Regions from separate parts of the Mus musculus genome. Here regions 1 and 3 are each linked to region 2. A link is a loop called in an ENCODE intact Hi-C map of the cell type or tissue named here. Cell type or tissue: heart. All regions are shown on one strand.

Region 1 (8,000 bases), 910 kb after region 2:
ACTGTAGAAATGTGTGTGTGTGTGTGTGTGTGTGTGTGTGTGTGTGTGTGTGTGTGTGTGTGTGTTACAGAGGGTGTAGACTCCATATTTGAAGTGTCACAAAAGGAACTGATTTTATTACCTAAAATATGGTAGGGCTGAGGACAGTTCCTCATTCATTGGTTCAGAGCGCCACCTGCTGGAATCCTTGGTAATGTTTACCTTCCCAAACAAAATCTGAAATTTACATTAGAAAAGTCAATGCTTTTGCCTCTAGTGCTTTCTTCTGTGGATTCTGACTTTCAGTTTCTTTTAGGTACCCTTTTTTATTCTTTTGTATTTGTGGATTAAATGTGTTCTTTTCTGACTTGATCTTGGTCTTTAGTGCAAAAACTGTATCTTGTTTAAATGCATTGCTGTCTATAAACCTCATTTCTGCCTTGTAAAAGGAGAGGATAAAATGGAAAAATACCTGAAATGGAGAGCATAGGAAGGATATTGGTGGCTACACCTTTATAAGTCACAGATAATGCAAAATCCACCTTTGTAAATACTAATTGATGTCATTAAGCAATTTCTTGAATTTACATGTTTTTGAGTACCTGTTTCCACCCCATTTGAGCACACTAAATGCACATCTGTCAATCCCCTGTCTAAGTTGGTTCTTAAATAAAATAGCTTGCTGTGTATGATTTGATTTGATTTGATTTGATTTGATTTGATTTGATTTGATTTGATTTGATTTTATTAAGACAGAGCTTTTCTGTGTAGAATAGTCTTGCTTTGAATTCATGGACATCATCATACCTCAGCTTGCTGATTGCTGGGATGACAGGCATGTGCCACTGCACCTGGTATATAATTTAAAAAATGTTTTATTTCAGGTTGCAATACATTTTTAATAATCTTTGAAATTAAAATATAATGACATCATTTCCCCTACCCTTTCCTCCCTCACTTCTTTTGCTCTCCCTCAAATTTAAATTTATGGCCTCCTTTTATTTAATACATAGAACAACACAGTGAAGTTTATATATATAACAGTCCACAAAATATATATGTTGGTATATGTGTGTGTACATTATGCATACACACACACACATATATGTGTATATATATATATATATATATACACACACATTATATATGTAACTTTTATGTATATAATTTCAGGATTGATCACTTGCTATTAAGATACCAAGAGTATTTCTAGGGAAGACTATTTCTCCCACTCTCAGAATTCCTTAGTCACCTGTAATTTTTATCTAGGTTTGAGGCCTCAGGAAGTTTGCTGTAATTCTGTGTCTCCTAGAAATGTCAGAGACCTTGCATCCATGGCTCATCTCACCAACATGGCTGCCTAAACAAGACCTGAAGAACATCACCAATAGGCATGCTAACATGGAAGTGGGAAACCTTAGAAGGTATCAACCCTAGAAAGCCGTCAATCTTAACCTGAGTCCACTGTTAAAAACCTTTCTCTCACATCTTTAGGTCATGTAACTGAAGTGTGTTCAATTTCTAATTTTCATTAAGTCACTCATTCCTTCAATGTTTTTTTCAGCCAATGAGAGATCAGACATAGCTTATTCTAATTATTTTCTTTCCTATAGTTCAGTCAATAACTCTAATGATCACTGTAAATATACAAATTCAGGCAAATCCATGATTTAGAGTATTGCCAGTATAAAATATTCTGAATAATGCTACAAGGGAAAAGTGTGACCATTTACTTAACCAGTATTTGTGAAGTACCTGAGTTGGGTCAGAGTCTGAGAGGCACTAGGGTAAGGTAGGCATGAAGCAAGCATGACCCTGGACCTGACTGAGTTGATGTAGTATGGAAGACAGGTATCATTCAGTCACCCCAGGGCATGATGGGGAATATATTATACTGGAAGTGGAGAGAACTTTCTAGAAGTGACAGGAACTTAGAACCAGGCACTGAGAGAGAAGCTTAATGTTAATAGACAGATTGGGATAGGGACAAGGGCTGACAAGCTCTTTTAATGGGTTTGTTTTAAACCCCAGGGCACATACTAGCAACTAAAAGTATATTATGTGTCTGTATGTGTGTGTGTGTGTGTGTGTGTGTGTGTGTGTGTGTGTGTGTGTGTGTGTGTGTGTGCATGGGTGTGTGTGCACATGCACGTGTGTGCACGCATGCGGATGTGTGCATAGCTGCCTTCCTCCCTGTCTCTGCGTCTCAGTGTCTGTGTGTACATGTATATTCACATGCAGCAGGGAAAGTGACTAATGCTCAGATTTATAGTTCAGAAAGATTCCTCAGGCTGGATTGTGGAGAATGGCTGAAGGGAAGACAGGTTTTGAGGATCATTTTAAAGATAATGAATTATCAGATATGGAGTTGGGCAGGGGAGAGGAGAAGTGAGTCTGAAAGGCATTTCAGATGTTGATTGGATAAGACTTGGTTGAAATAGACTACCGGAGGAGGAAAGCCTGAGTGGGTAAGATTTCTAGCTTCTTGACTTGAGCAAATGGGAAGTACGGAGTATTGTGAGAAAAGGGGGCTTCGTCGTGGTGTCTAGTGAAGAAGGCCACCCCCATCATAACAACACTGAATCTGAGGTGTCTAAGAGGTGCAAGCAGATATACCTGGAAACCAACTGGGTAAATGGGGCTTCAACTCTAAAGGGAAATCTAAGGCAGAGATCCTGGTAGAAAACAGTCAAATGGCCGAGAGCAGATCGATGTTTTAAAAGTGGTCAAAAAATATTTGGAGTGAGGAAGAAAGACTGTCTCAGAAGGAGAACAAGGAATGCCTCATTTTAAAAACTGTTCAAATAGAAGTCAAGAAATGACACTGGCTGGAGATGCTGGGGAAACTAGAAGGTCTGCTGTCAGACCTGGGAAGCAAAGCCGGCAGGTCCTGTGAGACCGCTCCATGCAGAGAGGAAGTTGGAGCTTGGAAGAAAAAAGGAGGCATGCGCGCGCGTTGTCAGGCCTTCTGTAATGTAAGGGATGGAGAGTTGAGAACTGGTAGGGGAAGTTTCCTTTTCCCTTTTGGAACAGAGAGGAGAAGAGGAAGTTGAACCCCTACCAGAACATTAGTTGACAGGCAAGGTGTAGGCTCCCCAACTTGATGTGTCCTGCTTCCCCCTTGAACAAGGGGAAAGTCACCAGCCTGGTGTGTGTGTACAGTTTATTTAATCTATTCTTCCTGGGACAGTGAAACTCATTTTCTTCATTCCTAAGACAGATAGGTCGTCTCTGTCAGTTTCTGTTGTATCTCCCTTCCTGTTGGGTGCGCTTAGATTTCTACGCAGCAGTATCTTTTCCTGTCTGAAAGTATTTTGTCGTGGAAGTCAATAGTTCTTGATGAGATTTAAAATCATACATATAAGTGCTTTCAGGGCAAGGAGCTGGTAAGAACATTTGATTCTGTAAGGTGAGAAAAACTGATTTGGAATTTACAGAAAGGCTTGTAAGAGGTATTGAAAAGACATATATGTGCCAGAAGGGGGTTTTAAAAGCAACTTACAAAGGGGCAGGGCGCAGAACCAGGGAAACTTACATTTTGTTGTGCGTTTTGATGTATAGTGCTCTTTTCCATGTTCCAAAATCGTTTCATAAAATTTACAGCTCTCATTGTCTTGGTCCGTTCAAGCTACTATAACATAATACTGTGGGCTGAGTTGCTTATGGAAAGCAGAAATTTATTTCTCATAGTCCTGGAGGCTGGGAAGTTCAAAGCCAGTGATTTAGTGTCTAGTGGGGTCTTGCTTTCAGGAGTATTGCTGGACCTTCAGAATAGTGGAAAGTGAGCAAGTCCTCTTTCTTATGTACTCTGATCCCATTAGGGATCCCGGAGGAACCAAAATCGCTGAGTCATAGGCTACACTGTTCAGCCTCACAGAATTATGCCTTGTTCCTTTAAAGCTATCCCATCGACTTTATATTTTCATTGCTGAAAATACCAAAAACTTTCCTTCCCAAAAGGTTAGGATTTGAACATATGAATTACTGGGTGACACAAACATTCAGACTCTGGTAGCTGAGGCTGACCCTGGTGGTAGCCCTTGACTCCTGCTGAGGAAGGAGAGCAGAGGCTACCCAAGGGACCACACATATATTTAATATATGTAGTGGAACAAAATGTTCAGAGACAAGCTAACAAGATAGTTCAGTGAGTCAAAAGACTTGCAATCAAGTGTGATGACTTGTTTTCAGACCTTGAAACCTGTGGTGGATGGAGTGACCTGGCTCCTAAAAGTCGTCCTCTAACCACCACAGCTATGCTGGCATCTGTGCTTCAATGCTCATATGCATTATACAGGCATAGCAATAATAGGATTTAATTAGTATATACATAGACCCAAGTTGGTGAGGGCATAAGAACAATTTAAAAGTGTAATTACAGACATAAATACGTCTGATCCTACCAGTCAGCTTAAAATGAGAATATTTCCAGTTTCTTTTGAAGTCTTTGGGCTCAAATTTCATCTCTGCCTTGGTCCCCAGGGTAACCAGCCATTTTCTTAGCACTCCTCACAGTTTTATCTTTATACAGTTCTTCCCAATTTATAGTCTGCTTCATTTTGCATATTAATTTTATGCGGAGGGAACACATTCTTCTCAGAGGTTCTTTTGCTTCTTTCATTATTACATTTTTGAGATCTACTCATGTTCTTGGATGCCCTTCAGTTTATGTTCATTGGTGCATAATACTCTGTTATAAATATGCCACAAAATTTATGAATGAATTCCTTTTAAAGATTGATTTTATTTCTGAGTTTTGTGTGTGTACTTGTGTGTGTGCATGAGTGTATGTGTTTATGTATATGTGTGTGCATGTGTGTATGTGTACATGAGTATCATAGAGTATCAAGAAATGGTGTCTGACTCTACCGTTAGTTGTGAGTCACCCATATGGGCACTGGGAACTGAATTTACGTCTTCTGCTAGAGCCATGTGTGCTCTTAGCTATGAAATCACCTCTCCAGTCCCAACATTAACACATCATGCCTTTGATAGACAGGCCATTTATTTACAGGCAGTTGTTTGGTTTTGTTGTTTCATTATAAATAATGTTGCTGGAATATACTGGCTTCTCCTAGATTGAGTTATTTCAGATTATAAATAATTCTAATCCAGAGCACAGGATTACAAAGTCATAGGTTATATTCCTACCTAGCTCTTGTCAGTAGATTCTTTATTGCTTTTCAGAGTGATTCTGCCAACTGTAGGTTCCATCTTCATTACTGACCATACTGAGACTCTGTGAAGTGCAGGCATTGCTGTCACCCGGTTGCCTCCTGCTGAGATGGCCACGGTGCAGGAAAAGCATGGAGATGCCCAGGCTGGAGACATGTTGGCATGCATCCCCCACCACCTCGTCCCCCAACCCTCCCTCCTGTACCTGCTATCCCTGACTTCCATTTTCAGACAAGAAATATTTCTTACCACTTGAATATGTTCGAAAGCTTCAGAAAGAGGGAAATATTTCTTCTAAGGAATTCAAAGTCAGAAGCAGCAAAGAAGGGGATGTTTCTAAGCTTTGAGGGGTTTGGGTCTTTGTGGAGGGGAGGGAATTAATTTGATAACCATTTGCTCAGTATTCCTAGTCCCAGAGTTGAAATGCTTGGTAGCCTGGAATTCCTATAGCTATGGTAGGACCAGCTAAAAGAACCACCCGGGTTTTTTTTTTTTTTCTTTCTTTTTTCCATAGTCTATTCGGATATGGATGTGTGCATATTATTTACCTAACATTTTGTGTCCTGACATTCAGGTAGAGACTTCCTCCCATTTCCTAAAGCATGAACACCTGGTATCTCTACCTTCCGTCTTCCCTCTTTCCTTCTAGAGGTCAGATATGAGCCTCCAATCCTCACAAGAACCCTGGAAAATTGTCCCAATGTTAGCAATGAACAAACCGAGGTTTAGAGACCGTGTTGATGTGAATTGGAGAGCTTCTGGATGCAGATCTGCCTGGCGCCATCTGTGTTTGTCCCCTCTATCTCTCCCAGACTATCTATTCTTATTCAGTCGTTTGTGATCACGGTACCATGAACAAATGTTTCATACTATCTGAGCTTTGCATTAGGAACGATAGTAAACATTTATTAAGCCATAAAGATTGCAACATGGACTTCTCCCATTCTGATAGGAAGAATGTTGTGGGCTTGCAAGGATCTCTTTTCCCTTGACACTATGATTGTTATTGTTTCTTTTATATTTGTCTCCTAAATCTACTCTCTCTGGTTGAGCACAAGTTTCACTTACTATATAAGCAGTAGATGCCTGCAGTTGGGTAGGTTTTGGCTATAAAGCTTACTCAGGTGTGTAGTCTATCTGTCATTTTCCTTTTATCCGGCTTTGCTGGCATGCTGCATATTTATTCCCATCATGGTCCGGATTTTCAGTGGAAGCTTTCACAAGATGTGCTGTTACCAGCTCACAACATACTCAGGTTTTGCGGTTCCTCTGGGAGAAACAGTCAGGCATGAATGCACAGCCAGCATGCCAATGCCCTGCTCCCTGCGGGCCCGCTGTCACTGCCTCCCAGGCTCTTTACCTCTCCAGTCACACCTCACACTGCTAACAGGGGACTTACAAAAAGAGAAGAGGCATTGTTCAAAGGTAAGAGAATCACCAGGGCATGGTACCTCATGTCTGTGATACCAGGAATCAGGAGGCCACAAAAAGAGGAGCCAACATGATTTCAAGGTGAACCTGAGCTACATAGAAAGACCTTTTCTCAAATAGTGTGTGTGTGTGTGTGTGTGTGTGTGTGTGTGTGTGTGTGTGTGTGTGTGTGTGTGTGTGTGTGTAAAACAACAAAACAGTTCCTAATACAGTGTGGACTTACATTGCTGTATATTTCAGAATCAAAGCCTGGACTCTGACAAGCCTAGCAATCAAGGATCAGCCATCTTTTCTATAAACAGCAGTTAAAGACACAAGCCGTAGCAGAAGCCAGAAAGGAGATTTATTCAGCAAGACCATCGTGGGAAAGTAAACAAAGGAGTCCAATAACACTCATGTTTGTCTTTGCCAAACTGACAGGAGGTTTAGGTTTAAATTGAGAGCAAGAGGTACAGAAAGGGAAGCAGTCCTAGTCAACGTGTGGTCCTGCCTATCACCTACTCGTTGTTGTCTAACCCCTAATCTGTTCTGCAGGGTGGTCCAGAAAAGGCAAATTCCTCCCCTGTTGAGCATCAGGGCTTTAGCCTTTTCCTTTCCCTCAGCCTGAGATTCCTAGGGATTTTTTTTTTCGAGATACAGTTTCTCTGTATAGCCCTGGCTGTCCTGGAACTCACTTTGTAGACCAGGTGGCCTCAAACTCAGATATGCCTGCCTCTGCCTCCCAAGTGCTGGGATTAAAGGTGTGCGCCACCATCACCTGGCTCCTAGGGATTTTTTTTTTATTTTATTGGGTATTTATTTCATTGACACTTCCAATGCTATCCCAAAAGTCCCCCACATGCTCCCCCCCACACTCCCTCACCCACCTACTCCCACTTCTTGGCCCTGTCGTTCCCCTGTACTGAGGCATATAAAGTTTGCACGACCAATGGGCCTCTCTTTCCACTGATGGCTGACTAGGCCATCTTCTGATTCATATGCAGCTAGAGACATGAGCTCCGGGGGGGGTACTAGTTAATTCATATTGTTGTTCCACCTATAGGATTGCAGATCCCTTTAGCTCCTCCATTGAGGGCCCTGTGATCTATCCAATAGCTGACTGTGAGCATCCACTTATATGTTTGCTAGGCCCCGGCATAGTCTCACAAGAGACAGCTCTATCTGGATCCTTTCAGCAAAATCTTGCTAGTGTATGCAATGGTGTCAGTGTTTGGAAGCTGAGTATGGGATGGATCCCCGGATATGGCAGTCTAGATGGTCCATCCTTTCGTCACAGCTCCAAACTTTGTCTCTGTAACTCCTTCCATGGGTGTTTTGTTCCCAATTCTAAGAAGGGGCAAAGTGTCCACACTTTGGTCTTCATTCTTCTTGAGTTTCATGCATTTAGCAAATTGTATCCTATATCTTGGGTATCC
Region 2 (8,000 bases):
TGGGGACAGGCAGTGTCTGGATCTGTGAGACTGGCTTTCGGACTGTGTTTCCTGGGAGTTTCAGGGATGTCCCAGCAGAGCAGATGGACTTGTGCTTTCTGACGGCCCTAAGTTGCTTAGTTGCTTGGTGAAATCAATTCCGATTGTTCCAAGCTGACTCTCCTGATCTCCCCTTTCTGCCTTTGATCCTCCCAAGCTGTCTGCCTCGCTACATCGTCCCAGAATGCCTCCTCATGGCCCTGGCTTCATAGTGCAGTATGTGGGCACAATCACAGTCGTGATTTGAACTTCTGTGTGGACGGACGTACACTTGTCTGTGTTCATGGTTACATTTAGTGTGGGCTTCTTGCCTTTTCAGAGCCCAGGAGATCAGACTCTCCTTTTCAGGCACTGCATGTAGGCAGGTCTGATATCCCTTAGGTTTGACCTTGTAGGTGGAGGGCAGGTCTATAGGAGGTGTGTTCAGGACACAGGAAGTCACAGAACTGCCACTCTGGTCACCTTGTTTTGAAACACTGCAGCTTTTCTGGACCTCCTAGGGAAGTTGGTTTGTACAACATGCTGCTCCGAGTATTCTGGCTAGCAGACATGAGGATTGTTAGCTGGTGACATTTCCTGAATGGAATCAGAGATTGTGCTCAGTGCCCTGAACATCAGTGGATTCTAATGGCAGCGTTCAGCGGAGAACGCTCTGCCTTGGTGGACCCGGCTTGATCTCCTAATAGCTGCTTGATTTTGGAAAGAAGGTTAACGCCAGTGCCTTCATCGGTGATGGATTTTGGGGAGGATTAAATATGGTGACAGTGTCTAATATTACATAGCTCGTCTTCAGTGCTCAGCCTTTCTGTCTTCGCTCTGGAGCTCAGAGATCACCACGATGAAAGCTCCTATCTTGTGGGACCTGGAGGAGGCTGTGGTCTGGGCTCTGCTCGGCTCAGTGGTCTGGGCTCTGAGTAAGGTGAATGAGGAATCCTGCAGGTTTGAGGAAGGGTATTCTGTTAAAGATTTACCTGGGTGGCCCATTTTTATCTCCTGGGTGGGGATTATACACCTAGACTTATAAGTAGGCCCACCCATTCTAAAGAAGCCACACCCCAGGGACTAACTGAGAGATCACTGACGACTAAGCTCAGTAGCTACCCTAGATCTATGACTCTCATCTTTCCCGTGGCTTCAAGGAGCACACAGGCTGAGTTTCTGCTTCAAATAGGCCACCCTAGAAGTAGAGTGGAAACAGCTTGGAGGAGTGGGTGGTACCCAGGATTGCTACTATCACTATCAGGGATGGCTGGGGTAGGCCGAGTGCTGAACAGGTACATCATCTGGGAGCTATATTTGCCTGTCCTGTGAATTTTAGAAAATACCACTCGTTCACACCAAAGGGCAAAGTGAAGATGGGCAACAGCTAAGTGTAGGGGGTACAGAGCCAGTGGATAACCCTGGTGAGAGACACTGCGGGGCTCTAAGGTGGAAGATGGCAGGGAGGGAAATACTAATTCTTAGGAGGTGGGATCTGCAAGATGTAACAAGTCAGTAAATGGCAAACGGCGACAGGAATCCAGGTTGAGCCAGGCTCCTCTTCGGGCAGCCTGATGCATGGTGGTTGGTGCAGTTCACTGATGTAGAAGAAGAAACGGAGGTGATACGTTATCAGATGAGGGGTGGGGCCCAGATTGAGTGTAGGCTTCTGGTTTCAAAGATGCATCTTACTTATTTGTGTAACAGCCTTTTTGTGAGCCTCCAGCGGTGCCAGGTGCTACACACCTCCCCTGCATCATCTCCTGCCTTCCACCCCATCCCAGTTTCTCCCTCTCTTATTTTGACTGAGGAAACTGAAATTGACAGGTTGAGTAACTTGTTCAAAGGAACATGTGGCTGAGCTGGGCTTGTGCCTGGGTTCTTTGGGGCTGCCAAGCAAGCACCTTACTCACGTAGACTGCACTGCTAGGGATGTTTCAGGCTGTCAGGGTGCCGGGTTCCCTCAGAGGAGGGTCCTGAGGGACTGGGCGAGCACATCTCAGTCAGCCTAGTGGTCTGCTATGGACCATGCTGGGAATGAAAGGTCTTTTTTGTGCTGTGGTGTGTGGCTTTGTGGGGCTGCATGTGGTCAGTCAGCTGGGGCGTAGAGGGGCTGGGCTGGGCTGGGGAGGCTGCTGACGCTGCTGCCTGCCTGGGTTGGACTCTGGCCACTCTAAGGCGCTTAGGCCGCTGATAATAGCTCTGGGAGATTACAGGTTTTGGTAGATGAGGTATGGGTCCCTGGGAGGGCCCCAAACACAGCTAGCGATTTCAGGGACAGAGTCCTCTAAAAGCAGTAGTATCCCCAGAGAACTTATATCTTGGTCTTAAAAAGTACCCCAGGGATGGTGAATCTTGTAGGAGACCAAATGCTGGTTCTTCGCTCCTTCCTCGAACGGTCCGGGAAATACAGAGTATTTCAGCACAACATTTAGTCCGCTCAAGAAGCCTTGAGTGTTTCTGGTCTTGTCTGGGTCTCAGCTAAACATAGCATTCTGCCCTCAATGGCCTCATTTCCTTCTGCTGCTCTGGAGACCCTCACACTTGGATGACAGACCTAGGCTATTCTCAACCTCTGGGAATGACCAGTGTGACCAGGACTGGAAAGCTTTTACAGAGCCCCTTCCTTCATTCAACACCCTTGATTCAGGACTTCCCTCCTCACAGGACGAGTCCGGCTGCAGACAGGAGCATCTCTCCAGATTGAGGGGCTCCGGGTGGAAGACCAGGGTTGGTACGAGTGCCGTGTGCTCTTCCTGGACCAACACAGCCCTGAACAGGATTTTGCCAACGGCTCCTGGGTGCACCTGACAGTCAATTGTATGAAGTTGGGGAGCAGGTGGTGACAGTAGGGGGAGAATGATGGGGACCCTGGTAGTGAAGGGAATGAGCGAGTTCTGTGCCCTACCCATCCTGGCATGTGCTCACCATGCTAGCTCATTTACGGCTTGCTTCTTACCTCTGCCCTCCCTCACACCCTCAGTTCTTCAGATAAAATCCAATCAGCCCATAGGCTCTGAGTCGGGAACTTTCACTCCTTGGTCAAGGTCATAGTTAAGGTATATTGGGCCCTGAATGATGCAGCTCACCCGTGCATAGTTTCTCCCTCTCCACTAGAAGGGAGGCAGTTGTAATCATTCCCATTTCATAGGTGAGACTGAGGCAGAGAATCAGGTAGAGGTAGTGTGATGAGTCTAAGACCCGCCCCTTCTGATTCCCAGACTTCCCTGGGCACTCGGCTCTGGCTCTCCCCCTAGTTCCCGTCATGCAGCCTGTGTTCAGCTGTAGCAGTGTTGGGATGGTCCTGGTAGACAGGTGACCCTGGGCTAGTCCCGTGTACCCCGGGAGCCTCCAGCTCTGAGAGGAGTTCTCCGTGGGTTTTGAACTCTGCTTTGTGGGATGATAGCCTTTCTGGCAGCCCCTGATGCCTCTTTCCCTCACAGCGCCCCCTCAGTTCCAGGAGACACCTCCCTTAGTTCTGGAAGTCAAGGAGCTGGAGGCGGTTACCTTGCGCTGTGTGGCCCGTGGCAGCCCTCAGCCTTATGTGACTTGGAAATTCCGAGGACAAGACCTTGGCAAGGGCCAGGGTCAGGTGCAAGTGAGTGGGTCAGCTGGATTGGGAGGACCAAAGGGGAAGAAGGCAGGAGAGGAACAGAAGCCAAGCCCGGGGATGGGTCGGAGGAGGGAGGGGTTTTCCATCGGCTTCCCCGAGGTTGAGGCGCTGTCTCCCTCTGCTGGCCAGCTCTGGAACTGCAGGGTCTGAGGCTGACCAAACAGGAAGGGCCTTTCCTTAAAGATTCCTTACCTAGGTGCAGAATGGAACACTGTGGATCCGTCGGGTGGAGCGAGGCAGCGCTGGAGACTACACCTGCCAAGCCTCCAGCTCCGAGGGCAGCATCACCCACGCCACCCAGCTGTTGGTGCTAGGTGCACTTTGGTGGAAGGGCAGGGGAACCGGGCCACCTATAGTAGAAGACATGATCTCTACGGGGGTGAGGGTGGGGTGAGGGGGTGAGTACACGGAAGATTGGGAGGAGGCTCATATTTGAGGGACCCCTGTAGGGTGAGAGAAAGGATGAAGAAACGGTCAGCTTAGTGCCCAGCAGTGCATTACAGTGGAAAGGAAGGGGTGCTAAGGGTTAGCCCATGAATCGTGGGACCCTCCTGAGTCCTGGTTTTGTGATCTCAAAAAAACAAAACAAAACAAAACAAAAAAAAAAAACCCAGAGGTTCTTATCAACCTCTCCCAGGACTTTGACATATCGCCCATGTGTGCTGAGCTCTTCCTTTTGGAAGGAAAGGCAAATGAGGCACGCGAGGCAGACATCCATCTTCATAGCGCCTGTGGGCGAGAACCGATTAATTGATGGCCCACTGCAGTATCGTTCTCCTTGGTACTTGAGAAGTACAGCCCTGGGTAATACAGTTAAAGCCAGAGACCCTGACATGAGGAAGGCCCACCAGGAAGTCTCACCTCCCTTTCTGACCTCCCTGGACCCTCCCGCACATACAGTTTCTCAGCAGAAGGAATCAGGGTGGGTAGGCTTGCCTGCCATGCCTCGTGAAACAGGGCTGACTTGGAAAAGCGAGTGGCCTCTGGAACAGGATGGGCTTTTATCACACATCCCAATTCGGGTCCTTAAGGTCCTGTAGCAACTTGGCCCATGACTACAAAGGGCAGAACCAGGAAGAGGTGTAGAAAGGCCCTGAGGGTTCTGGGAATTCCGGAATGGGCTGAGGACACCTTTCTGCCTTGGTACTTCTCCCAGGACCCCCTGTCATTGTGGTGCCCCCCAGCAACAGTACAGTCAACTCCTCTCAGGATGTTTCCTTGGCCTGCCGGGCTGAGGCATACCCTGCTAACCTCACCTACAGCTGGTTCCAGGATGGTGTCAATGTCTTCCATATCAGGTAGGGCAACCTATCTCTTGGGTAGTGGAGGCAGGGGATTGATGTGTAGTCTCTGGGAGAGCTCCTTGTCTAAGGACTAGGTTCCTCCTCACACATACCATATTGCAGCCGCTTACAGTCTCGAGTGCGCATCCTGGTAGACGGGAGCCTGTGGCTACAAGCCACTCAGCCTGATGACGCCGGCCACTATACCTGTGTTCCCAGCAATGGCTTTCTGCATCCACCGTCAGCTTCTGCCTATCTCACTGTGCTCTGTAAGTCCCCATGCTCCTTCCACAGCCTGCTCCTCCGCACTGAGACAGACTGATGACCTTGTCCTCCAACTTGTCTCTGCATTCCTCCAGACCCAGCCCAGGTGACAGTCATGCCTCCCGAGACACCCCTGCCCACTGGCATGCGTGGGGTGATCCGGTGTCCGGTTCGTGCTAATCCCCCACTACTGTTTGTCACCTGGACCAAAGACGGACAGGCCTTGCAGCTGGACAAGGTACAGGCTTGTGACAGGGGATGAAGGTCTTGGCTAGGTGTTGTTTTTGTCAGAGGGCCAGCTGCAGCTCAGCGGGAGGCTGAGTTTAATTCAGCGCTGTGGTTGGGAAACATGTTTCTTACCAGATGCCAGTGTTAGGCAGTGACTGTGGAGGTGAGAAGAAGTATCCATTTCCCCAGAAGAAGTATCCATCCTTGGAGTGTTGCCTTGAGGCAGAGCTGCCACAGAGACTCTGCTGTCAGGCCAGGGAAGGAACAAGGCTTTTGTTTTTAGGTCCGGTTGGGGATAGACCAGTAACAGATCCTGGGCCTTTGGTGAGGTGGTAGGTCTTGAAGAGTGAGCTGTCATTCCATGCAGAAATCCCTTTGCAGAGGCCGTATAGTGTGCTGACAAAGTGATGAATCGGGCAGTGAGGGGGAGCCGCAGCTGGCACCTGTAAGGACTTGAGAGGTGTAGAAAAGGCTGGAAAGACAGGTTGGGTCCTAGAGGAAGAACTGCGTGCCAGCTTAACATGACCTCATTCCGAGTTGATTGGGATCTTTTGTTTGTCTGAGGAGACTATAAATTCTTTGAGGCATCCTGTCTTTCCAACTGAGAGTCTCTGGGGCTGTAAAGTTGTAGCACTTGGTGAATGTGTCATTGAAAGTTTAAAAAAAAAATCAGCAGTGAATTTTGGCTGGCGGTGGTGTTGTGGTGTTAGGACCGTGGTTAGGAGTTGTTAGGAGCAGAGCCCCAAGGCTGTGAAGTGGCCAGTGTGAGTCCAGGTGAGGGGTTACTCAGTCTGAACCAGAGAGGGCCTGAAAACAAGACAAGACAGAGCCAAAGCTTTCCTGCTCGGTCCAGAATGACAGACAAGTTAGATGCAGAGAGCGAGGGGCCACGCTTCATCTAGGAGAAGGGGAGGTTTTCTTATAGAAGTGGATTGGGAGATGCAGAACTGAGCAACGGAGTGCCGAGAGGGACAGTCAGAGTATCCACATGGCTCAACTCGAGGGAAGCCATTCACACTATTCTCTGTGAGTGACACCAGAGCTGTGTTGTCACCGTCTCACATCCCCTGATGGAACAGACAGAAGTGGAGGACCAGAGTCCAGAGAGAGGGTCAGGCCAAGACCCAGAGCCGATGGGTTGATTTCCTGAAAAGAGTTTCCTGTCTCTCCTCCTCTCTCGAGTTGCCTCTCCCCACCCCAGCTTTGCCTCTGTTAAGTTTCTCTCTCTATTTGTCATTTCCTCTGCCCTCTAGTTCCCTGGCTGGTCCCTGGGCCCAGAAGGTTCCCTCATCATTGCCCTGGGGAATGAGAATGCCTTGGGAGAATACTCCTGCACCCCCTACAACAGTCTTGGTACTGCTGGACCCTCCCCTGTGACCCAGGTGCTGCTCAAGGTGAGGCCCACAGCAAACCTGCTGTGGTACGGCCAGGTGGCTGAATGTGTGTTCTGAACCATGTCAGCAGGGTGGAGTGAGGCAGAGAGCTGTGGGAGGGGCTCCTACCGTCTGTTTCTTGCGGTGGTCATAGCAACAGCCAGCAGAATACACAGAGATGATACTGGGCAGTAGGACATCAGTCACGAACACATTCACGAAATGAGATATCTGTCTCGTCTCAGTCCCACAGGGAATAGAGCAAAGGGGAGAGAGAGCATGATCTGTAGAGATTCAGCTATCTCAGAGAGTCCTGCTCCAGCCCGCCATTACCCAGCAGTCCTACCTGCTGGGGGCAAAGACACAGAACTAAGAGATGGAGAAGGAGACTAAGACATTATGACAGGCACCTGGGAATGGGGGACACCAAAGCTTAGAGGTGGAAGAGAGGCTGTGAAAGAGGCCCCTCCCAATACAGATCTGGCCTGCAGGCTCCCCCGGCTTTTATAGACCAGCCCAAGGAAGAATATTTCCAAGAAGTAGGGCGGGAGCTACTCATCCCGTGCTCCGCCCGGGGAGACCCTCCTCCTATTGTCTCTTGGGCCAAGGTAAGGCTCCCTGGTCCTGACTCAGCTCTACCTGGGTCCGTGCCCACTCTTTCCCTGGCTGTGTTTTTGGAAAGGAGGTTCAGGTTTTCACAGGCAACATGGGGAGGGGCACAGGTTACTTGGAGAGATGAGTGGCCCCCTTGGTGAGGGGTGGCTGCCTGTGTCTTCAGGGCTGACCAGTGGTTCTGTAGGTGGGCCGGGGGCTGCAGGGCCAGGCCCAGGTGGACAGCAACAACAGCCTCGTCCTTCGACCCCTGACCAAGGAGGCCCAGGGACGATGGGAATGCAGTGCCAGCAATGCTGTAGCCCGTGTGACCACTTCCACCAATGTATATGTGCTAGGTTAGTGGCCCGGGAGGGGGCTGGGGCTGGGGAGCCACAGGGAGATGGGAGTATTGTTTTGGGGGGTATAGATGGGTTTTGTGGGTATGGGATTCCCCTAAGGTAATGGGTGGAGAAGAAAAATCTCCAACTTACTCTTCCTTAGCCCTACTTCAGGGTCCTGATCACCCTTCCTCCCTCCATTCCCCCTACCCAGGCACCAGCCCCCATGTCGTCACCAATGTGTCTGTGGTACCTTTACCCAAGGGTGCCAATGTCTCTTGGGAGCCTG
Region 3 (8,000 bases), 140 kb after region 2:
CCCAAATCGAATTTGGTTATTCTGGAAAATAGCCCCTGTAGGCTCATAGGGAGTGGCGCTGTTAGGAGGTGTGGCCTCGTTGGAGTAGGTATGGCCTTGTTGGAGGAAGTGTGTCACTAGGGGTGGACTTTGAGGTTTCAGGAGCTTAAGCCAGACCCAGTGTCTGCTCTACTATTCCTGCTGCCTACTGTAGAACTTTCAGCTCCTTCTCCAGTACCAAGTCTGCCTTCATGCTGCCATGTTTTTTTGTTTTTGTTTTGTTTTTTGTTTTTTTGTTTTACCATGATGATATTGAACTAAACCTCTGAACTGTAAGCCAGCCTAATTAACTGTTTTCTTTTATAAGAGTTGCTGAGGTCATGGTGTCTATTCACATCAATAAAACCCCAAGATAGTCATGTCTATCTCAAGCACGGAAACCAAGCCTGGACAAGGGTGGAAGCTGTTTCAGTTATGGCCATCAGCAACAACTCATTGGGAAAATAATCCTTCTGAATGAAGAAAGTCAGTGTTGCTTAAGACCTAGCTGGAGAACAAGCCTGGGAAGAGTTGGGAACCTGGGAATAACTTGACTTCCAGACATTGGTTGAAAAGGTGGCAATATGTGAATTGGTCCTTGTTCCCTTATTATGACATTATATATGCAAGATCCAAAATCTGTTCCTCTTCTTCCAGAGAAAATGAAACCCAAATGTTGGTCTGTTGCAGTCTATCAGTGGGGCAGGTTTTGTTCCCATTGGGAATATGTGGCCGTGTCTACAGATATCTATGGCTGTCATCACTAGAGGGGTGTGTGACTAGCATCTGATGCATACAGACCAGGGACACTGCTAAACATTCTACCGCCTAGAGTCCCCGTGACCCCCGATCATCCAGCCCCAGTTCAAAATATCAAGAGTGCTAAGAATGAGAAGCCCTGGTCTGATGCAAATGTCAGGATGCTTCTCAGATGGAGGAGGAGTGCTCCTGGCACCAGCGTCGGATGTAATGGGGATGGGCCATCGCTAATGAGTGCCCTTCTGTTGGTAGGCAAATACAGAAGGAAGTGTGATGGGAAGGCAAAAGGTCTGGGGGCCATAAATGAGCACACACAGAGCTTCAGGCTAACCTCTCAAGGTAGAGAGAAGGAGAAGGGCAGAGTTTTTCATTTGAAGTCAACTCTTACTTATTTAAAAGCGATTTCCTTAAGCACATAATTATATGTTTATTTCCCTAAGGAACTCTTGAGGCAGAGGAGACCTGCTTAAATTATGGGGAGGGAACAGCACACAGGGCTTTAATGGGGTTAGAAAAATTTTCTGTCTCCTTCAAAGGAGCCTTGGGAGGAAGGTAAGAGCAGATTCCGCTCTGGCAGTGCGGAGGACACGCGGAGGAACAGACAGCAGAAAGGGCGAGGATGGGTCACATAGCACAGTCGAGCAATACTGGCAAGGGGAGGGCACAGCCCCTCACCTCCTTCTGTGTGGGTAAATTCTGGCAGTGAAAGAAAAGAGTCAAGGAAACAGGCCTTTTCCTCTCTCTGGGTTATGCCCTCCTCAGGAAAACACAGACATACACACTCCCGCGGGAGATGGTCTGGTTTGAATCATGGGGCAGAAGTGGGAGGGGCAAGGTGGATGGTGTGTCCGTCCTTTGTCCTTTTCCCATCCTTGAAGCCTAAATGCCTGGGACCTTGGAGTTTCTTCTCTTTGGCCGATATATCCCCCTGGGTGGGTCAGAGAGGATCCAAGGAGACAGTTAAGGAATGGGCCCTCCAGATGAAACAGAAAAAGGATTTCAAATGAGGGCTCTTATATTTCTTGCTTAAAAAGCCTTTTGTGTAAGAGTGAGCTGGATAATGTTGAGTTAGGGGCACAGGGAAGATGGAATGAAGTACAGGGGAGGGGCTGGTGTAGGCCTAGCTCTGGTCTTTGATAGGAGAGATGGAGGCTGTAGGGGAACTCTTGACTGTCCTGCATCTGGGATAGTTGAGGTAGCCTTTAGTGTCCATCGAGTGTGAAGAGAATGTCATTACCCTTCTCCAGAAGGCAGGGCTCCTGAGAATAGGAATCATGGCTTTTCTTTTTGCTGAGTTGGTTCCATCTCTAACAGCACCTGGTTCACACAGACACGCAGAGTCTCCCTTACTCAGTTCAGCCTATTATGGAAGATAGGGCATGGATTCAGACTGCCATTATGGAAGAGTCCACTGGGCTCATGAATGACACTTATCTCATCTCTCAGAAAGTCTAAAGTGTGGCGCTTGCGGCTGGGTGGAGTCCAACAGGGGAGACGTGAAGATAACACCTGAGAAACATGGCCAAGATTCATAGTCCCAGAGTTATTTATTTGATCACTTAATATCCACTCTAAAACCACCAAGACACAGTTTCAGCATTCGTTGGTCTGAGGCTGGGGACGACATAGGGGTTGGAGGTGACAGATGAGCTGAGTCACCTGAGGCTGGTAAGAGGTGGCCAGCCCTGGTGGGGGGAGGAAGGGGGAGGGAGAGAGGGAGATTAAGAGGGAGAGTGGGAGGGGGAGACCAAGAGAGAAACAGATAAGACAGAGAGAGACCTCATCTGTAGCACGATATGCAGGTCTTCTGTACCCTGAGAGAACAAAGGTGGCTCAGGTAGGACGGATGACCCTACATAAGGGGTGATGTCAAGGGGGCACTGCTGGTGTAGGAGTGCAGCGGCCTGAGGCTGCTTGGAGGCCATGTGGCCAGGGACATGGGTCTCCTTCACTGACCAGTTCTCCTCTATCACATGTCAGGGAACAGCACTTAGAATCCCATCATCCTCAGGATGACAAAGGTGTGTGCTGGAGTCCTGGCCTATCCTTCTGTTTCCCAGAACTGTGACCGGAGGCCTTTCTGAACTCTAGACACCTCATCCAAAGAACAGAAGTGGTTTTTTTTTTTTTTTTTTTGTTTTTTTTTTTTTTGTCTTTTCAACCACCCAGATGTATTGGGAGTGCTGTGTACATGCTATGCAGCGGTGATGAGTTCTTATCAGTTATTACCTCATTTTTGTGGGGTCTCGGCCATCCTGCCGGCCACGTTATGGCTTTGGGGAAGGACTACTTTTGTCCAATAGGAGTCAGAGGGACCTGAAGGATGCAGTACTTTAGTTCACTCCCCTTCCTCCCTGGCCGCAGGAGTTGGGGAGGGGGAAAGGCGGGCTGTTGAAGTCCTCATTTTGTTCGCTGGTAGAACTGGAAGACGGCCTTCTCCTGTTCATACGTCTCAATGGATCCTGGTCGCAGGCGCCGGATCTCAGCAATGGCATCTCCTGCGGCCAAAGCCCGCTCCTTCACCAAGTAGCAGGCTAGCATGGTGCCAGTGCGGCCAAAGCCTAGGGCACAGTGCACTCCAACAGCCTGTGAAGTGGAGACTGATGGAGTAGAGTCCAATGCCCTCCCCAATACTCCCCTGTCCTCACCCCACACATCACAGGCTCTCCAAGAAGTGACATCAAAGCTGTGGGAGGACAGGTGACTAGGAGGCCTCTGGAATGGCTGGTTCCAACTTGGGCTCTCAGCCTACATCGCCTGGCCTCTATCCTGTGCTGTCTTGTATAGTACATCCAGCCACTTGTGGTGCTATTTTTCCTGAAATGTGTCAGTCCAAACTGAGCTGAGGTGCAAAATACTTACCAGGCCCTGAAGATGCGGCATGAAAAAGACTGGACATGCCTCATTAATAATTTGTTTCATATTGATTCTATGTTGAAATAATATTTTTGACTTATTGGATTAGTACAAAATTAACTTCACCTGCTTCTTTTTCATCTTTTTCGTTTTTTGTTTTTGTTTTTTTTTTAAAACGTAGCTGCTAGTAAAATTTAAAATTACAAGTGTGTCTCTATGACATTTGGACCTCTAGTAAAAGGGCTTTGAACTGATTCCGTCTGACATAGGCGCTCCCTGGACTCCTGGAAGGATTTCACTTGACAGTACTCTCTCTCCAGCCTACTTGGCACCACCTCTCCTAGCAGCATAGTTGACTTTAGTCAGGGAGTGGGTCCATCTAGCTCCCACCCCACTTAGCCCTGTCACCCCCGCCCCCAACCCCAGGCTCTCCCACTCTTTTCGGACTCCAGCTCCGGCCCCGCCCACTCATTTCCTTCCAGGCCCCGCCCTCTCGCTCTGGCTCACGAGCGTGCTGACCTCTCCCCGGGCATTGGCCTCGTCCACGATCTTCACAAATTGGTCGATCTGTTCCGGGGACGGCGGGCAAAAGTCAGGGATGCGCATTCGGTGCAGCGTGAGGCCGGGACAGCTGTCACTGTGAGGGGGTCCGCGCTCCGTCAGGGACACCAGGTGCCGCACACCCTGGTCCAGCAGGAACTGGTAGTGCGCGGGCAGCCGGGGCAACGCCAGTCCGGCCAGCCGTCCCGGAAGCACCCAGGAGAAGTTGGGGGGTTGCACGCCCATCGTGGGGGGAGTTTACTCAGGGCGAGGCTGGCCTTTCCTACTCTGCCGGGAGATTGGGTCACCCCCCCTCTGGGGCTGGATTCCGTCCCCGCTCAGCACTTGCCCTAGCGGGCCACGTAGTCTCTTGGACCCTCCCCCGTGACGCTCCTCCCCACCCAGGGTTGGCTGAACAGCGGGGGCGGGGCTAAGACGGCTCCAAGGCAGGCAGAGAAACCCTACAGCCCAACGGACGCGAGCAGGGCACTCGTTGATAGGCTGGGTAATCAACAACAAGCGTGATTATTGCAGCGGGGAGTGAAGGCACTAAGGAAGCCTGGAACCAATTAATTGCTCCTGTAGAGAAAACAGCCCAGGGCTGGGCTCTGCTGCTCCCTGGTGGTGCGTTGGAGCTACTGCATCGTGGGCCAGCCGCCTAACGGCCTGGTCTCTTCATAGTTTTTATACAAGGGGTTTAAATAGTGATAGAAAAATCTACTTCTGCCTGGGCGCGGGTGTGAGTAGGTAATCTCTTCAATGACCAAGCAGTCATGGTTGCTGTCTTCTTGAGTTCTTGAAGTAAGAGGGAACTACTATGTCCCAGACAATAGAAAGTTTTATTTTTCTACTGCCGACAGTAGTTAAAGGATGGGGGGTGGGGAAATATGTGGCACTGGAAATGGTACTCAGGGTAATATAGTAACCACTATCAACAACATAAGGGTTAACAACATTTAAGCTTTTGCTTTGTGTTAGGTACTTGTGCAAATACTTTTTATATATGTTAATTAATCGCCATAAGGTAGGTGATCACAGTAACCCCATTTTAGAGATGAGAAAACTGAGGCACCGAGGAAGCTAAGGAAGATACCATTCTCCAGAATCTCTCTCTCTTTTAAAAAAATGTTTATCTTATGTATATGAGTGCCCTGTAGCTGTCTTTAGACACACCAGAAGAGGGCATCGGATCCCATTACAGCTGGTTGTGAGCCAACTTGTAGTTGCTCAAATTTGAACTCAGGACCTCCGGAAGAGCAGTCAGTACTCTTAACTGCTGAGCCATCTCTCCAGCTCCGAAATCTTGTTTTAAAAATTATTATTATTTTTATTTTATGTACATTGGTGTTTTGCTTGCATGTGTATCTGTGTGAAGGTGTCAGGACTCCCGGAGCTGGAGTTACAGACAGCTGTGAGCTGCCGTGTAGGTGCTGGGGATGGAACCTCTGGAAGAGCAGCCAGTGCTCTTAACTGCTGAGCCATTGTTCTGTCCCCCTCTCCAGAATCTTTTAATGGCACACTTTCCTACAGTCATCCAGGAAATGACAGTGTTACACAGCCATCTTCACATTCTTCCAAACATTTTGTGTTTAAAACCCTGGGTATTTTCTTAACCGGGGGCCTAGGGACATACTGACCTAAGCCCACAAGACCTGGGTATGAAGACATCCTACCCTCCCTTGGTTGCTGGTCATTAGGGTGAAAATCTGGGCCTTGGGAGCCATAACAAGCCAAGATGGGCTACTTGTCTCTTCAATGGGCCAATTAAATAAACCTGCTAGTGAAAGCGGGAGGTGGTTTATTCAGTGTGCTACATTAGTGAGAGAAACAAGGAGGTCCAGTCCCTACCACCCAAGTCTATCTTTAGGGTCCTGGTATGAGGATTAGGCTTAGGTAGAAGGTAAGAGTTATGTATAACTGAGTGTTCCTGGTCAAGGTGTGGTTCTCCATGCCCCCCTTCACCCTAGCCTCTGCTTTCGTCTCTCATACAAGGAGACAAGTTCCCCATCTCTCAAACACCAGGCTCCCAGTCTTTCCCTTCTCCTGCGTGAGGCTCTCGGGGGAAATTCCAGGATCGTGGAGTCCATTGTTTCAGCAACCGGGCAGCGGGAGGGCTGTCCACGGCATCAGCAAAATGGAAGGATTTCTCCTTTCCGAGGTGGATTGCCTGCTCTGGCTCAGTGGGAACGAACCTTGACGGCAGACAGCTGTGTCTGGAAGTAACATTTCCAGGAACTGTCCGTGTGGGCAGATCACTTCTTGGGTTCTCTGCTTTCTCTGTCTACCTTCCACGTGTCAGGGAAGAACTTTCCACGTCTCTCCTCGCCCTTCCGTGCACGTCTCTTATCTCCTTCCTATCCAGCTCCAAGCCTGTCTTCTCCAGTGGGAGGCAGACTCTCTTCTCTAATGAGCCCCTAGGCTGCTCTCAGTGTGTCCTCTCTCCTGTGGGTCTCTGAGGCTGAAAGGTCGTCCATCATCCTCCCTCCTACGCAGGCTTGCCTGTGGAAAGGCCAGTTAGCTCCGAGTGAAGACTTGCTCTCCCTTGTCTGCTCATCCTTCATCTTCTAGAGAGAGAAGGGCTCAGGGTCCATGTCTGAGCTGTGTCCCATTGCAGGTGTCTCCTTTAATTTTCTGTCTCAGCTGAGGGTTTCTGTAAGAAAAGCCACTGCTGGGCTCCTGGCGAGGCTTCCTGCAACCTCGGCAGTCTCTTACACATTATCTACAGGATCTTTCTTGTCTGTTTAGGGCTATCTGGGCCTCAGGAGGGTTTAGGCTCTGTGTACTCTGATCTTCCCACTGTGGAAGTTGCTTTGTTGAGCCAGAGTTTCCTGTTTTTGTTGGAACTAAGACTGATTTGTTGAATCTTTTATTTTTACCAGCGTCTGGACATAGTGTTCAAAAGTGTTAAGTAAATGGACTGAAAAAATAAAGAGAATGCATTGGCAAGACGTACTTCAAGACACTGGGAGTCTCCAGGGTGTCTGTGGATTCTTCAGTTGCATGGGGACTGTGTTGAATATTATGTGTAACTTCTTTTAAAACTTCATTTTTTTACTGTAATTTAATTCACACACTAAAACACGAAACAAATACACACCCCAGTGAATTTTTACATGTGTGTACTCACACACAACCTCCAATTAAAATAGATAAGGAACATTATCCTAGACTGTTTATTTGTTGAATTTATGCTTTTATTTTTCTGAAAGGCTTAAATTACAAAAAAAACCCAGTTTCATACAGAGTATTGTAATTATATTTGTCCCTATGTTACCCTCACATCTCCCTCCTGCAGCCTCCCCCTTTCGTGTCTCTCCTTTTAAGGAAGTGATTCTGTCTAATTACTATTTTCATAAAGGGAGCAGGTTTCTTGGTCTTTATTGGGGACAATCTCTACTGCGTGCATCTGTATTGATAGATAGTATGTGCATATGTGTGTATGTGGGTATGTGTGTGGGACATGTTTTGGGGGAACAAGAAGATTTGGGTAACTTCCTCAATTTTGAGGAATTTTTGACATACTTGGGGGGATTTAGACACAGATATAATTATTCTCAGAATATGTAATAAAGTACTAAGCCTCTCATCAAAGCCATTGCCAATATCTGACAATCAGATAATATACAGTCAAAAGCTAATTGTGCAATAAAACTAACAAGCATGAAAGAAGTCGGTGGGGGCGGGGTGGGGAGGCGAAGCTGGGGCTGGAACCACAAGATGTTTCTAAAGGCACACTCTTCCTGTTCTGTTTAGTTTTCTGTTTATTCAGAAGCTCAACAGAATGAGTCGTCATGACCAAGATGACTTATAAAATGAAACATTAGTTC

The links. A loop is a pair of places that touch in the nucleus more often than their neighbours do. Peaks named below come from ENCODE experiments on the same cell type or tissue, not always from the same donor. Only the 100,000 strongest peaks of a DNase experiment are listed, where the experiment ranks them.
Region 1: a loop joins it to region 2, with 4 times the contacts of the local background. A loop is called at or near these places in 6 of 42 quality-filtered maps.
Region 3: it touches region 2 in a loop (4-fold over the local background); 5 of 42 quality-filtered maps call a loop at or near these places.

Annotation. Positions count from the first base shown.
Region 1 is chr1:173,398,630-173,406,629 of GRCm38, forward strand. It overlaps a transcript of Aim2 not described here. Among named protein-coding and RNA genes, the nearest start is that of n-TRtct5, 12 kb to the left of the region's middle. In heart, a CTCF peak has its summit at 201 (motif pointing left); no DNase peak of the experiment used is centred here.
Region 2 is chr1:172,486,828-172,494,827 of GRCm38, forward strand. Igsf9 (immunoglobulin superfamily, member 9) reads left to right here. Exons shown (of 21, transcript NM_001145800.1): 4 at 2,686-2,838; 5 at 3,462-3,616; 6 at 3,828-3,945; 7 at 4,788-4,929; 8 at 5,038-5,183; 9 at 5,274-5,416; 10 at 6,660-6,800; 11 at 7,271-7,387; 12 at 7,579-7,729; 13 at 7,926-8,000. Among named protein-coding and RNA genes, the nearest start is that of Igsf9, 8.6 kb to the left of the region's middle. In heart, a CTCF peak has its summit at 3,757 (motif pointing left); DNase peaks (open chromatin) are centred at 3,134 and 3,784; H3K4me3 peaks cover 654 bases; H3K27ac peaks cover 771 bases; H3K27me3 peaks cover 1,443 bases.
Region 3 is chr1:172,628,464-172,636,463 of GRCm38, forward strand. Dusp23 (dual specificity phosphatase 23) reads right to left here and starts at 4,511. Exons shown (of 2, transcript NM_026725.2): 1 at 4,153-4,511; 2 at 2,306-3,363. The coding sequence starts at 4,419. The coding sequence ends at 3,178. Gm35601 (a long non-coding RNA gene) reads left to right here and starts at 4,517. Exons shown (of 5, transcript XR_001779542.2): 1 at 4,517-4,678. In heart, no CTCF peak of the experiment used is centred here; DNase peaks (open chromatin) are centred at 4,148 and 4,598; H3K4me3 peaks cover 1,955 bases; H3K27ac peaks cover 1,768 bases.